Regions from separate parts of the Homo sapiens genome. Here region 1 is linked to region 2. The links are chromatin loops, found by intact Hi-C in ENCODE. Cell type or tissue: IMR-90. All regions are shown on one strand.

The links. A loop is a pair of places that touch in the nucleus more often than their neighbours do. Peaks named below come from ENCODE experiments on the same cell type or tissue, not always from the same donor. Only the 100,000 strongest peaks of a DNase experiment are listed, where the experiment ranks them.
Region 1: a loop joins it to region 2, with 12 times the contacts of the local background. A loop is called at or near these places in 88 of 110 quality-filtered maps.

Annotation. Positions count from the first base shown.
Region 1 is chr20:41,092,507-41,100,506 of GRCh38, reverse strand. It overlaps TOP1 (DNA topoisomerase I), which reads right to left. Exons shown (of 21, transcript NM_003286.4): 9 at 7,920-8,000; 10 at 3,166-3,287; 11 at 2,170-2,292; 12 at 264-451. It overlaps PLCG1-AS1 (PLCG1 antisense RNA 1), which reads left to right. Exons shown (of 7, transcript NR_109889.1): 7 at 1,683-2,513. Among named protein-coding and RNA genes, the nearest start is that of PLCG1, 41 kb to the left of the region's middle. In IMR-90, a CTCF peak has its summit at 4,939 (motif pointing right); DNase peaks (open chromatin) are centred at 306, 1,606, 4,966 and 5,636; H3K27ac peaks cover 1,797 bases.
Region 2 is chr20:40,965,131-40,973,130 of GRCh38, reverse strand. No RefSeq gene overlaps it. Among named protein-coding and RNA genes, the nearest start is that of TOP1, 60 kb to the left of the region's middle. In IMR-90, CTCF peaks have their summits at 2,775 (motif pointing left), 4,225 (motif pointing left) and 6,895; a DNase peak (open chromatin) is centred at 4,190; H3K4me3 peaks cover 239 bases; H3K27ac peaks cover 211 bases.

The DNA of each region.
Region 1 (8,000 bases), 130 kb before region 2:
AGACATCAACAGAAATGTGTTCCAAGTGACAGCAATTGGGTCGAAGTTGCAGGCATCCACTGGGGGTCTTGGAACATATCCCCTGTGGATGAGGGGAGACAACTGTACCTCAAAAACATCTGGAGACCTACGCATGAAATACTGTCCTGCTCTTAAGTATCTCCCTTCCCAAACAGTCCTGTGTAACCTGGGAAATATTCCCAAGTACAATAAAGGACGCCCTCCACCCCCTTTTTGGCCCATAGGATGAAGTGCGAGCTCACTTGCTACAGTTGATGATTATATCCTCGGGCATGATTCGTCTCTTCAGCATGCCCATCTTGGGGTGGTTGCCGCGGCCACGGAAAAGTCCAGGAGGCTCTATCTTGAAGTTAGCAATCCTCTCTTTGTGGTTATCCATAATACAGAATCCATATTCTTTCAGTAATTTTTCATTCTCCTCTTTGATTTTCTGGAAGACAGCAAGAAAGTACTCAAAATAGATTCAGATTGCTGTTCTCTACTAATGCATTTTATCTCTTGTGGGAGACTAAGTCAAGGTAGAGGAAAGTCTGAAAAATCACTAAAAAATAAATTCAAATAAAGGAAAACCTCTAGTGGTTTTCTCAAACTTAAATATCATAAAATTCCCCAAAAAGATCTGCCTATAAGGATTGATTTCAACTAGATTCAAAACTGATTCTTGTGTCTTAAAGGATATATGTTTGTAAATGTTATTTGGGTGTTTTTAAATGTACTTTAAAAATTCATACTGTTTTACTGAGTACTATCAAAACAGGAAATGGAGAAGAGTCTCTGATAGAGCCTCATAAAAGAATAGCTCAAGCCATTTAATTAAACAGCAGTTAAACAGCTTAAAAACGTGGGTTTTTAAGCTCAGACAGATCTGTCACTAATTTTTTTGTAGGTATACAGGTATATACACTCTATACTATGATCCTTGCTCCAAAAAGGTGAGGGATGGTGGGGGAGATTTTGAGCCTCCTTACCCTCTATTGACTCTGCGTTTTATATACTTATTGATTCAGTTTAACTAAGTTGTGCTGCCTTGTGGGTGGGAACAGATTCAGACCTTGCTGGCAGCAGGTGTCCTTGGCAGAGGCTCTGACAAGGGGATGTTTATAAAATCTATCTTTGGATCAATATTCTAAGAACAAAGCTCCAAAGTGATCTTTTAAGTTTCAAAATGCCCCTGAAGTAAATAATATACTAAATTTCACTAACTTGGAATATTGAGGATAAGATTTACCTGAGACACAAAGTCTGATGCAATTAACATTCTTATAGTAATGCATTAATTTTTAAACTAGTGACCAAATAAGTACCATGAAACAATGAGTTATATCAATACAATGGTCTGAATTACGTAAACACGCAAGTCCTTTAAAATACTGAAACTACAGGAATTTGAAGTGCAAAGAATTCCTTAAAATCCTTAACTTCTGGACTTCCGATTGGTAAAAATGAAATTCTAGCCTGGATTCCTTTAGTTCAGGGGCTGACAACTTTTTCTAGATAGAAAATATTTTAGGCTTGAGTGCCACACAGTCTCTTTTGCAACTACTCTCTTTTGCAACTACTCATCTCTGTCATTGTTGCATAAACACAGCCGTAGATAATATGTAGACAAGTAGAGGCAGCTGGTTCCAATAAATTTTTTTTTTTTTTTTTTACAAAAACAGGCAGCCTGTAGAAGAAAAATGACATCCCAGCTGGATACCAGAAAGATCCTTCAGTAATGAGGATGGCCAAGGCTGGAAGATGGAGATGGATGAGCATCACAAGATTCCAGAGTAAAATAGATCAAAGAGCAGGGAGGTACATGGCCAATATGATTTCATCTGTCTTAAATCCTTAATATCCAGTAGCCACTGTGGGACAGGTCTGCCCATCCTTAATTACTATATTATTGGCTGGAGTTACTGACTGGTTTTTAGGTCACTGAAGCACCAAGATTCCTGTACAGAGCTACTGAGCAAAGTACTTGTTCACAATTTTCAGTCTAACTAAAACCTTTAAGAAAATTTAGACTTTGAGAACTCTAAGTCTTTAGCATAGAATGATGTGAAATTACTGATGTTAATGTTGTGTCATAAGAACCAAGAAGAAAGTTAAATGAACCAATCACAATTCCAGAATTCTCCAGAGGTTTAATAAATTCTGTAGTACCAGTTTCTCTTCCTTGCTCATCTGTTTCCGAGCTTCCGTCTGGGCTTTGAAATACTGGCTCATCTGGGTAAAATCACATTTGCTTAGGTTGGTGATAATATTCTTCTCTTCATTAGTCATTTCCTAGTCAAAAGAAAATGGGGAGATGAAAGAAAAACAACGAAAATACACTAATAAGTCCTTGGGTTTCTTTGCAAATACACCCAAGCACCATTTTTTCAGTCAAAGGTTTCTGGAAGTAGCCAATCTCAATTAATGAATTTTGAAAAAACAAAAAAATACAGTTGTATTACTTTATTATAAAATATGTACTTACTAATATTAAAATGTTTTAAAATGACTTATCATGGAAAAAAATGAATTCTTATGTGGTTTCTTAGACTCCGTGGCACACAGCCCCCAGGCATTATGAATACAAGTTTGAAATCCCATACTGATTCTCTCTTGGAAACATTACCCCTATTCTATTCATTTATTAAGTCTGCTTTTTCTGAGCTAGTTCAGGAAGTAAACTTTACTGCTGCCTCTGTCCACATTATCCAAATTGAGAATAATGAGATTTTAAAAAATCACCTAGGCAAATATAGTATATGTGGTTTCAAGAGTAGAAAGTACCTAAAATAAATGAGCAAGAATTAACAGCGAGAGGGACATCAGATTAACATTTCTCTTTGCAACAGCAGACACGGGGCAGTCCTGCAGCGACAAACTTTCCTGTGCGCAACTGGAGTTGAGGTTTTCTGTTTGGCCTAATCTGATAACCCCCACCTACCTGCCATCACATGAGAGCCAATAGCAAAGATATACAAGTACTCTTGTTGGACAGAAACCCTACATAATATAGTAAATGAAGACAAAAAATACGCAAGTTTAAATACAACAAAATCCATACAACTCAAATTTTACATCAGGAAATGTTTTGCAAAATGATAATTTATTACTTAGTACTTGATTGTTTTGCAAGGTACTAGGATATTAACACATGGGCTACAGTACCTTTCTCCAGTCTTTAAAGAAATTTTTCCTAAATATTTCCTTGGTAGTATATTCATGGTCGAGCATTTTTGCAAAGAACGTAGCTACTTCCTCTGCTTTGGGGCTCAGCTTCATGACTTTACCTAGAGAAAAAAGTGGTTCCAAAAAGTGAGGTATAGTATTCATGTTCTAAGCATAAATACCCAGGGCTAGCGAATTCTCTTTAATAATGGTTTGCCTTCTCATGGTATATAAAGGTCTGGTGACACATAGTAGCAACAACAACAAAGACAACATACTGATTTATATCTACTTGTACAAATTCTCCTTCTCTTTAGCATATATTTACCTGGGTCATTCTCTGGAGACTATGCCAGTTAATTGTTCCCAGGTGCCTGCTCAGGACAGGGATGACCTGGGGGAGGCCCAGTCACTCTTCCTTTTCCTTTCAGCAAGCAGGGTCCTTTACACCTCTTCAATGGTTTTTAAAAATCAAATCCTCAGAGGGACTCCTGCCACTGCTAAGCTAAGCAGCCTCTGTTCAAGAAGGGGAGGAAGGGATAGGGCAGGGAGTGGAAGAAAGGAATTGTGGGGAAAAGAAATAGGCATCTTTCTTCTTCAAAGTTAGGTGGGTGGAATATGAATAAAAAAATATATATCCATACTAGGCAAGCCCAGATTTCCCATATGAAAAGCCTAATAAGACCTTCTTCTAGAACTTTGCTATTCAACAAGTGGTTCACAGACCAGCAGCATTGGCATCATGTGGGAGTTTAGAAATGCAGAATCCCAGGCCCCCTCCTAGACCTACTGAATCCTATACAGAAATTGCATTTTTAACAAGACTTGGATGCACACTAGAGTTTGCGACACACTGCTCTGGAACATGGGTACCATGATGCTGCCTCTTTCAGGGAACCAGGATGCATCCACAGCACAAGGGATGACTGGGGTTCCTGGTGTATCCAATTGTTTATGTAAAAGCTGTCTAAAGGGGCTGGGAGCAGTGGCTCATGCCTGTAATCCCAGCACTTTGGGAGGCTGAGGCAGGCAGATCACTTGAGGTCAGGAGTTCCAGATCAGCCTGGCCAACATGGCGAAAACCCATCTCTACTAAAAATATAAAAAATTAGCCGGGCGTGGTGGTGGGAGCCTGTAACTCCAGCTACTCAGGAGGCTGAGGCATGAGAATCGCTTGAACCCAGGAGGCAGGGGTTGCAGTGAGCCAAGATCACGCCACTGCACTTCAGCCTGGGCAACAGACTGAGACTGTCTCAAATAAACAAAAAGCTGTCTAAAGGGACTCAGATGTTTTCACAATGAAAGCTGCTAACTGGTAAAGAAAATCTGAATAGGGCCTATGGGTTTTATATACCTGATTTAGTTAATAAAGCAATGAAAGAAAAGTACTTGGGAATTTAATCCACTTTTCAAACAAATGCTTTTGACAGTACTCTTAGTGCCAATTTCCATTCTTTCTTAAAAATCCAACTTTACAACATCACCTCGAACCAATCCATGCTATACTAAGAGCATTTGGCTATACTTAAAATGAGGTTAACTATAATTCCACCACCTTACTATTACACAGGTATTAATAATTCACCAAGGCTGCCCACATTCTTTATAGAAAACTAAAATTTAACCAGAAATCCATTTATTTCAAAACTCAGAAGACATCTTATCTCATAATGATATGCAATCTGACTTTGCAGGGGTGTAGAGAACTGTAGCACAATATTGAAACAGTTATAATAGAAAGAACCCACTTTGGACGCCATTAACTTAAAAGGCCAACAGGTGGCGCAGCTGCCCCCATCAACCCCCAAGCTTCTGCTTTGGAAGAAAGACACTTCGGGGAAGATAGGCTGTGTATTAAAAGATTCCCTGAACTTCTTTAGAAAACTGTAACATGTTTCCAATATAAAGGAAAACATTAAGTCATTAGGAATAAAATAAATGAAATAAAATGGCAAGAAAAAAATGTAAACTGTTAACACCATTTAAAAAAAAATGTGGCTGAGCATGGTGGTTCACATCTGTAATCCCAGCACTTTAGGAGGCGGTGCAAGGATCACTTCAGGTCAGGAGTTCCAGACCAGCTTGACCAACATGGTAAAACCCTGTCTCTATTAAAAATACAAAACTTAGGTGTGGTGGCACGTGCCTGTTAATTTCAGCTACTTGGGAGGCTGAGGCATGAGAATCGTTTGAACCTTGGAGGTGGAGGCTGCAGTGAGCCAAGATTGTGCCACTGCACTCCAGCCTGGGTGACAGAGTGTGACTCTGTCTCAAATAAATAAATATAAAAATAAATTTAAAAAAAATGAGATTTTGGGCTGTTTTACTGAATTCTGTCCTAATAGAGGGAGAAGCAACTGTGACTCCTCCTATTTTAGATGAGCTGTCAAAAGATGAAATGATGGCTCCCTGCATCAGAGTAGTGGGAGGATGACTGGAAGGTTCCTGGCAATGTTAACACTTTGTGGAAAAGGCTGAGCTCCAGGAAAAGGAAACTGCTGAATCAAAGCTGTAAACTGAAGGTCCTCAGAGAAGGCAGTAATTCACTGCTTCAGCTAGCCCATGCCCCACCTCCCTGGCAAGTTCTAAAGGAGTCTAAGAATTCTCCTCCCCAGAGAGTAGGCAGCACTTACTGTATCAGTTTGAAGTAAAGTCAAATATGACTTCTTGACTTACTGCAGAGTAAGAGTTCACACAATCAAAGAGAAGAAATCCCAGCAGAGGACCAGCTGAGAAAATGCTGGAGCCCTAAAGCAGGATCCTGTAAAGGAGGACTGGGCAAGAATGGGAGGAAAGGACTATGGCAACCTGTGAACTAGACCAGGCCTCTGCTTCCTATCTTGAAAAGGAAGAGAAACCACAGGACTAGGGAATCTAGCTTTCCCTCCCATCACTTTGAACCTCAAAGTGAGGCTTTACCAGCTGAGCATCCTAAAGCTCTTGGTAAGTCCAGACCAGGCCTACGGAATACCTACGCTTTGAGATGGTGCTCTTCAAGGTTCTAGGCCCTTTCTCTTAATTAGGAGTTTTGGCTTTGAGTTATAGTTAAGAGTCTCCAGGAATGACCAGCGTGAGGGCTGAAAGAACTGTCTTAGGCTCTCTGGTCAACAGGTCAAAATGTTTACATAACATAAGCATTTGCCTCTGAGATTATGGAGTCCTGTTAGGCTGCAAACTCCCCAAGATCAGGGTCTAAGTCAGTAGTACTATCCACTGCTGGGTCTTGGTGTCTGACCACAAATACATTCAATAAATATGTTTTATTTATTTATTTATTATTTTATTTTTTGAGACAGGGTCTCACTCTGTCACACAGGCTGGAGGGGAGTGGCACGATCTAGGCTCACTGCAATCTCTGCCTCCTGGACTCAAGCAATCCTCCCACCTTAGCCTCCCGAGTAGCTGGGACTACAGGCGTGCACCACCACACTTGGCTAATAAATATGGCATTTTAAAAAACAAATTTCAGCTTGCCAAGTTTGGCACTTTCTTCAGTTGCAGACCCAGCCCTTTAGTGTAAACTACTACCTAGGCCTACAAGCATTGGTGGACCTAAGGCCACTACTGGTGGGAAGAGAGATGCACCAGAATGCCTGAGTGTTCACCACTGATGCTTTTCAGCAGTTATCCTGCCCAGTGTTTCTCAAAGTTTGGTCAGCAGACCACTTGGTTCAGAAGTACTCAATCCCACCCCAGAACTTTTTCTTTTCAGTGCGGGCGGTGGGATGGGTGAGAAGAAAACAGTGGGGGGCTGAGGGTGGGAAAAATGGTGGAGAAATGGGGTGGTGAAATAACAGTGGCCAAAAGACGGTGGTAAGACAAGTGGAGGTGGAAGAGGAATGCTGGGGAAAGGAGAAGGGGGACTGTCAGGAAAGGGGACAGAAGAGGGAAGGATGGTTGGGAAAGGGGAAAGAAGAAGAGGGACGGTGGGGAAAGGGAAAAGAAGCCCACCCCACAACTGTTAAATGGGCTCAGATCCACTTTGGTGAGTCATAAGCACATAAGGGTATGAGGAACAATGCTCTAACCATTTCTGGATAAAACTCATGGAATGAAGAAAATCAGTTATTACCATCTACATACTGCTACACTGCCAACAGGAGGCATGTCAAAGGCTACCCTCAAATCCTTCAAACCCAAGGATACAAATACCAACGACAGATAAGGGACAATTCTGAGGGTTCTAAGAGACCCAGGCAGGGCATTTCTTTAAAGCAGCTCATCAGACTTGATTGCACATATATCAAAGGCATAGTGTTATGCTACACAGAATAGGTGACAGATGCCTACCAGCCCTATCTAGAGATGGATGGCAGACTATTAATCCTCGACCATATACTAATACTGTTTCTAGTGATGAGCAGCTTGTCCGATTGCATTGTTATATTGCTAACATAAAATACTACCATTCAAGTGAGGCTTTTCTAATAACTCTTGCGAAGAGTTGCTCCCTAGAAATGAAGTTCAGATCAAAACCTTCAGCTTGTGGACCACACACTGTTAGCCATGTTGACAAACCTTTTTTGGACTATGTAGGGAAGACATGAATAGCCCCTTTTCCATGGCACTTTTTCAGCAGCAAATGAGCCTTTAAGAGTTAACACCTGATGCCCCTTCCTCAAAATTGCATGGCAATAAAACAAAATGAAATAAAAAGGATTATCTATTACATAGGATCCTTCCTTGTTTTCTATCCCTAAATAGAAGCAGATTTCTTTTCCTGGCCAAGAATCAAGAACCTTGAAACAACTCACCATCATAATAAAACTTGACATTCTCTGGAAGAGGCTCATATGGTGGGGCAAATACTGGACCTTTATGTTCTAGGAATTTCC
Region 2 (8,000 bases):
TAAGAGTTCAAGACCAGCCTGGGCAACATGGTGAAACCCCATCTCTACTAAAAATAAAAAAAAACTAGTTGGGTTCAGGAGCGCGTGCCTGTAATCCCAGCTACTCTGGAGGCTGAGGCAGGAGAACCGCTGAAGCCTGGGAGGCGGAGGTTGCAGTGAGCCAAGATTATGCCATTGTACTCCAGCCTGGCAACACAGTGAGAGACTCTGCTGCAAAAAAAAAAAAAAAAAAAAAAAAAAAAAAGACTGCATGTTTTTGCTTATTTGTAGGAGCTAAACATTAAGATGATTGAATTCATGGAGACACAGAGTAGAAGGATGGTTAATGGGTACAAAAAATTAGGAAGAATGAATAAGACCTACTATTTGCTAGCACAACAGGGTGACTATCATAAAAAATAGTTGTACATTTAAAAATAACTAAAAGAGTAATTGGATTGTTTGTAACACAAAGGATAAACGCTTGAGGTGATGGATACTCCATTTACCCTGATCTGACGATTACACATTGTGTGCCTCTATCAAAATATCTCTGTAAGCCACAAATATTAATATATACACTTATGGCCCGGTGCAGTGGCTCACGCCTGTAATCCCAGCACTTTGAGAGGCCAAGGCAGGAGCATTACGTGAGCCCAGGAGTTCGAGACCAGCCTGCAATATAGTGAGACCTTGTCTCTACACAAAAAAACCTTAAAAAATAAGCTGGGCATGGTGGTGTGCACCTGTGGTCCCAGCTTGGGAGCTTTGGCAGGAGGATCCCTTAAGCCCAGGAGGCAGAGGTTGCAGCGAGCTGAGATTGCGCCACTGCACAACCGCCTGGGCAACAGAGTGAAACTCTGTCTCAAAACAAAAACAAAAACAAAAACAAAAACAAAAACAAAACAAAACAAAACCAAACCACTATGTACCCACAAAAATTAAAAATAAAAAAAGTGGTCTTGTAGCTACATTGTCAGGGTGTATAGCCATTACCTGCTATATTTTCTCCTTTACAATTCTCATTTAGTCTTAGTTGCATAAGTAACTATATGTTTAACGTTCATTACCAGTTTTTTAAATTTCATTTTTTGTCTTCCTAGTCATTTTGCTTGTCTGAAGCTTTTGATCTAAGACGTTTACAGGAAGAGCCCATGAGAACAATATCCTCTATTTCATGCTAATAACAATTTGCCTCTGCCCATTATACTTTCAAGTCAGTTTTGCTGGACATAAAATTATTAACATATTCTTTGTTTTTGAACATCTTAAACATGTAACATCTTTCTTTTGGTATAAAGCATTGCTCTTGAGAAGTCTGATAATAATTGATTTTTCCTTATAAGTCAATTATTTACATAGATGCTGAAGGATTCTCCCCTCACCACCCCACTTTTCTCAAAGTCTGTAATTTTATTTGAATATGTCTGATTATTCTGAGTTGATATTTTCAGGTATGCAGTATGTGCTTTCAATATGTAACTTCAATTTTTAAAAATTTCAGTAAGTTCTCTTGATTTTGTTTTTATTACTTGTCCTCTTGCTTTGGTTTTCTTCTTCAAGAACTCTTATTATTGATACGTTGGAACTTCTTTGCCTAATTTCAATATTTGCCACTTTCTCTAGACGATTTTAGAAAATAGCGTTCATTTCCTACTGATTTAAAATATTTCTTCCTTTTCACCTTTTTCTTTTAAGGCATTATCTTAAAGTTGCATCAGTTTGCTCTTATGTTCCTTCTAGTCTTCATTCCTGAAATTTTTTTTCTTAAGTTTTTAATTCTTTTCTGATTTGTGTCACCTTATTTATATGAGTTTCTAATTCTCAGTTATGTTGTTCTTTCACATTGTGCATAATTGAAATTTTAGGTCATTTTAAAATAGAAGGTTACAGTTTTGATCTCTTCCGAGATATGTCCTGCTGGCATGCCTTTTCTGTTTGTGGGAATGTCATTTTGCTCCCTATTCTCCTTTTGCTTAAATTAACTTTGCATGGGATTTGGCCTCAAGACTTTTCCATTGTTAGTTTTTATGTGGAATTAGTGTTCCCAAACTTGAAGAAAGAGATGATCAGAATGGCGTTTCCAACTTCAAGAGTACCCTCTCCTGTGGTTTTCATGTGCAAAAATGTGATGGCTTGCTTCCTGAGGTTCCTTGACTTAATTTCCTCCCTCTGCTTCTATCTGAATTTTCTCCTTTTTTTTTTTTTTTTAAGTCAGAGACTCGTTCTGTCACCCAGGTTGGAATGCAATGGCAAAATCTCAGCCCACTGCAACCTCTGCCTCCCTGGTTCAAGCGATTCTCTTGCCTTAGCCTCCCAAGTATCTGGGATTACAGGCACCTGTCACCACACCTGGCTAATTTTTGTTTTTTTTAATACAGACAGGGTTTCACCACATTGGCCACGCTGGTCTTGAACTCCTGACCTCAAGTGATCTGCCTGCCTCGGCCTCTCAAAGTGTTGAGATTACAGGCATGAGCCACCACGCCTGGCCTTCTCCTTCCTTCCTTTTGATTGTCCAGATCCTGCTCCATTTTGATTCCATGCTCAGTGCTATGTGATCCTGTCCTGGAAGGGAAGCCAAGTGGGTCAGTGTTGAGGGTTCTCAAGGCTCTACCGCTGCAGTCCCTTAGTCCTTGCTGACTCTCACCTGCTCCCGGACTGGGCGAGACCCTCCCAGCTTCTGCTGCTGTCTCCAGTTGTCCCTCCTTGCTTCCTCGTGAATACCTGCTGGCTCTTTTGGGATTCTCCTGTTCTTAAGTCCATCAGAGGGCTCCTTGTTTCCCTCTGTTGGCTGCTGGATGGGGCACCAAGGGCCAGAATCTAAACCAAGGAAGCCTCCCTGGGGGAACGTAGGGGGACCTGATGACATGTAGGTGGCTATGGGAGGGCTGTGCTTCCCCGCTTGTGTTTTGGTGTTCATGGGGATACCTTATCATCTAATTTTAAGCGAACATTGTCTGTAGGTTTTGCTTTTGCTAATCTGACCTGCTTATTTTTATTTTTTATTTTTGAGACAGAGTCTCACTCTGTTGCCCAGGCTGGAGTGCAGTGGTGCGATCTCAGCTCACTGCAACCTCCACCTCCCGGGTTCAAGGGATTCTCCTGCCTCAGCCCCCCAAGTAGCTGGGATTACAGGCGTGCATCACCATTCCCAGTTAATTTTTGTATTTTTAGTAGAGATGGAGTTTCGCCATGTTGGCGAGGCTGGTCTCAAACTCCTAACCTCAGGTGATCTGCCTGCCTCGGCCTCCCAAAGTGCTGGGATCACAGGTGTGAGCCATTGCGCCTGACCTGACCTGCTTATTTTTATGTAGAAATTTGGAGGGGTTCAAAAACTGCGCTGGCATTGCTACCAACCATCTTCCCAGCCAGTTCAGTATTTTTGATGCCAGGTGCCATACTGGGCCACAAGGAAGAGGAGATGTAATGATAAATGTGTGTAAAAGCGTGTAAAGTGTCCGGTCATCCTAAGTGTCCTGTAACCCAGCTGATCCTGCCTTCCGCTGCCCTGCAGCTAAAAGCAGGCTGCCTGAGCCAGCAGTGGCAACCCACTCAGGTCCCCTTCCACACTGTGGAAGCTTTGTTTTTTCACTCTTTGCAATAAATCTTGCTGCTGCTCACTCTTTGGGTCCACACTGCCTTTATGAGCTGTAACACTCACCGCAAAGGTCTGCAGCTTCACTCCTGAAGCCAGTGAGACCACGAACCCACCGAGAGGAACGAACAACTCCAGACGTGCCGCCTTAAGAGCTGTAACACTCACCGCGAAGGTCTGCAGCTTCTTTCCTGAGCCAGCGAGACCACGAACCCACCAGAAGGAAGAAACTCCAAACACATCCGAACATCAGAAGGAACAAACTCCGGACACGCCGCCTTTAAGAACTGTAACACTCACCGCAAGGGTCCGCGGCTTCATTCTTGAAGTCAGTGAGACCAAGAACCCACCAATTCGGGACACACAGCCACGCCTGACCCTCTTCCTCAACTGCTGCCGGCTTGACCTCTGGTCTTTGTTCCTGGCTCAGGGGATGGGGCATGCAGTAGGGCACGTCCCCACACTTGCTGTCCTGAGGCTGGGGGACCCCCTGGCCTTTATGCCCTTGTCTTGCCTGCTGGAATGTTTCTGAAGATTTCCTTGTAGAGTGGGTTTTGAAGAAGAGAAAAGAAAGACCTTTGCTCGGCGGCCCGTAAAAGAGATGGTCCGGAGAGCAAGGCCCTGCTGTGAGCATGCCCCGCCATCTGCTGGCCATTTGCTTAATTGCAGCGAGGAGGGCCGTGGGGGCTCCATGCCTTCATACTCAACCAATGACTTGGGTTAATTCCTTTTTCCCTCTAGCTGAAAACGTTGTATTTATTAAATACACCGTTAAAGTAATGATAATAAAGGCAAGCAAATAAAAAGTTTTCCCACACGGCCTCACCCTCCAGACAAGCGCATCTTTTTTTTTTTCTTTCTCTTTAATCATAAATAAAAGTGTGGGCTGGCACAGTGGCTCACACCTGTGATCCCAGCACTTTGAGAGGCTAAGGCAGGAGGAGTGCTTGAGCCCAGGAATTCAAGACCAGTGTTGGCAACAAAGTGAGACCCTGTCTCTACAAAAAAATAAAAAAAAATTAGCCAGGTGTGGTGGTGTGTTCCTGTAGTCTCAGCTACTCAGGAGGCTGAGGTGAGAGGATTACTTGAGCCACAGAGGTTGAGGCCGCAGTGAGCTGTGATTGTACCACTGCACTCTAGCCTGGGGGTCAGAGTGCGACCCTGTCTCAAAAAATGAAATAAAATAAAATAAAATAAAATGTGTATTTACTGTATGGAGACTGGGCCCCTGTGTCCTTCCCTTCTGGCTCTGGAAAAGGGGAGAAAGAGCTCAGATTCTGTAGCCCCAAAATGTTGGCTTTAAATCTCACTTCAGTCACAAGCTGGGCGAGGTGGGCTGGTTAATTCACCTCTCCGTTTATGAATCTCTGTGAATCTCTGTGTGTTAGGCAGGATAACATCTCTCCCCGCTCACCACCACCAAAAAAAAAAAAAAAAAAAAAAAAAAAAAGATGTGTGTATCCTAATGTCTGGAATGTATGATTATCCCGGATTATGCAGGTAGGCCTAACCTAATCACAGGCATCCTTAAATACAGAGAACCTCTTCTGGCTTCAGTAAGAGAGATGTGACATTGCTGGCTTCGACGCTAGAGGAAGTGACTATGAGCCAAGAAACATGGGTGGTCTCTGGAAGCTGGAGAAAGGAAGGAGATAGATTTTCCTGAGAGCTCCCAGAAGGAACACAGCCCTGCTGACACCTTGATTTTAGCCCATAGGGCCTGGGTTGGACATCTGACCTCCAGTCAGAAAATAAACTTGTGTTGTTTTAGCCACTGTGTGTGTTAATTCGTTGTTGCAGAGATAGGAAATGAGTACACTGCATTATGTGGGCAATAATAGTACCTATTTCTCTCTCTCTCTCTCTTTTTTTTTTTTTCCTGAGACAGAGTCTCGCTCTTGTTGCCCAGGCTAGAGTGAAATGGCACGATCTTGGCTCACTGCAACCTCCACCTCCCGGGTTCAAGCGATTCTCCAGCCTCAGCCTCCAGAGTAGCTGGGATTACAGGCTTCCACCACCATGGCTGGCTAATTTTTGTATTTTTAGTAGAGACGGGGTTTCACCATGTTGGCCAGGCTGGTCTCGAACTCCTGACCTCAGGTGATCCACCCACTCAGCCTCCCAAAGTTCTGGGATTACAGGTGTGAGCCACTGCACCCAGCCTAATAGTACCTATTTCACGGGGTGGTGGGGAGAATGAAACTGGAAAACTGTGGGGGGTGCTTTGTAAATTGTAAAACATTTTATAAATGTCTTAAGGTCTCCTTTAGGAGGATGTCCCTTTATTATTTTACTTATTCCAGTTATTTTCTGAGCATCTACTGTGTGCCAGGCATTGCACTAGTTGCAAGGGGTTACAGGAGTGAACATAGTCCCTTCTTTCATGGGGCTTACAGGTCACGCGGGTAGCAGGACATTAAAAGGCCATGCAAGCATATGCATCACGGAATTATAATTGTGATGTGCGCAATGAAGGGATTGTCACAGGGAGCTGTGAGAGTGTGGAGCCAGGAACCTGCCAGACCTCAGGTTTCAGGCCCCAGGCTTTGGGCAGGGTCTCCAACCTCTCCAGGTCTCATTTTCCCACCTAGGCTGGTCCGCCCTGATCATGGATAGGGTGCCAAACCAGAACTCAGGCCACAAACAGCCTCCTAGGGGCCATCAGATGGGTCTATGCTCATCCAGAAATCTGGGGCCTTACAGGGAGACTCCTGTGCTGGTACATTGGGTGTTGGGGTGTGGAGTCCTTGTTTGAGTTCAGTGAGGTCAGAGCTGCTTGGAATGATGGGCACGGGAGAAGGCAGGGCTTGGCACATGGCCCCAGACTGCGAGCCCTCAGGCCTTCATCTTTTTCTTTAACAATTTCAGAATACGGCTTACCAGGCTGGGCTGGGCTCAGGCCTGTGGCTGCAGGGAGTGAATCTGAGTCGGGGTTCAAGGCCTTGTGGCCACAGATGAGGGGACAGCAGCAGGGACACTTTATTGGGCTCTAGAATCCTCTCTCTAGTGGCAACCTGAGCTGCCCTGTGTTGTCTCCTGGGTTTTCCAGAGCTGCCTGGTAGCCCTGCCCTAGGCCTCCTGTGAAATGAACAGGATCCTTTGGAAACAGACTTCCAGGGGGCACAAGACAGTCCCTGTGCCCCAACAGACCACAGAATCTTATCCTGCTAGTGGTGCTTTTTGATGGGGACTGGAGGCTCACAATGAATTGCAGAGTTGAGACAAGCAGAGGACCCTCAAGGCCAAGCCTGGGTGCAGATCAGAGTCCCAGGGGACCCCATGCCAGTGAGAGACCAGAGACAGAGCAGGAGCTCTGCTGTTACCTGGTGGCAGATTTCGGAACTGCTGTTGGATCAGATGCCTCCTCTCTTGGGGTCTCGACTTTCAGTTCCACCCTGTTTAGCTCAGCTCATCTCAGCTCCTGACAAAGTGGACAATAGAGAGGGCCCAGAGAATAAATTTGGTAGAGATGGTGGCAAGTTTGGGCCATAGAGTCCCTTTTGCCTTTCACTATCCTAGCACTGGCCAGGTTCACCATAGTTCTGAGAATCAAGGGCAATTCCAGAAAAAGGGCTGTTATTGGGAACTGGGCAGCCACCCTGCCCTAACCCTCATCCTCCTCCAAAGAGACCACCATGGGCTTCACAGGCCTCAAGGTCAGTGCTGACGATGTCTCCTCTAGACCTGACACCCTGGAAACCTTCAGTTTACTCGGGCACCTGCAGCCCAGGTCAGGGGCCATAACACATGATGGGCATCGATGGGAAATATAGTGCTGGCTAGCTCAGATTTTCACAGGAGACTCCTCACAGGCTGGGAAACATGGGAACTGGTCCACCCTTGGATATCGACTTAAATCATTCTGGCTATTATTAAAAAGTAAAAAAACAACAGATGCTGGCGAGATTGCAGAGAAAAAGGAATGCTTTTACACTGTTAGTGGGAATGTAAATTAGTTCAACCATTGTGGAAGACAGCGTGGCAATTCCTCAAAGACCTAGAGGCAGAAATACCATTTGGCCCAGCCATCCCATTACTGGGTATATACCCAAAGGAATAGAAATCATTCTATTATAAAGAGACCATGCACACGTATGTTCATTGCAGCACTCTTCACAACAGCAAAGACATGAGGTACATATACACCAAGGAATACTATGCAGCCATAAAAAGGAACGAGATCACGTCCTTTGCAGGGACATGGATGAAGCTGGAGGCCATTATCCTCAGCAAACTAACACAGGAACAGAAAGCCAAACACCGCATGTTCTCACTTATACATGGAAGCTGAATGATGAGAACACATGGACACCTTGGGGGGAAACAACACACACTAGGGCCTATGCGATGGGGTGGGGGGAGGGAGAGCATCAGGAGGAATAGCTAATGGATACTGGGCTTAATCCTAGGTGATGGGATGATC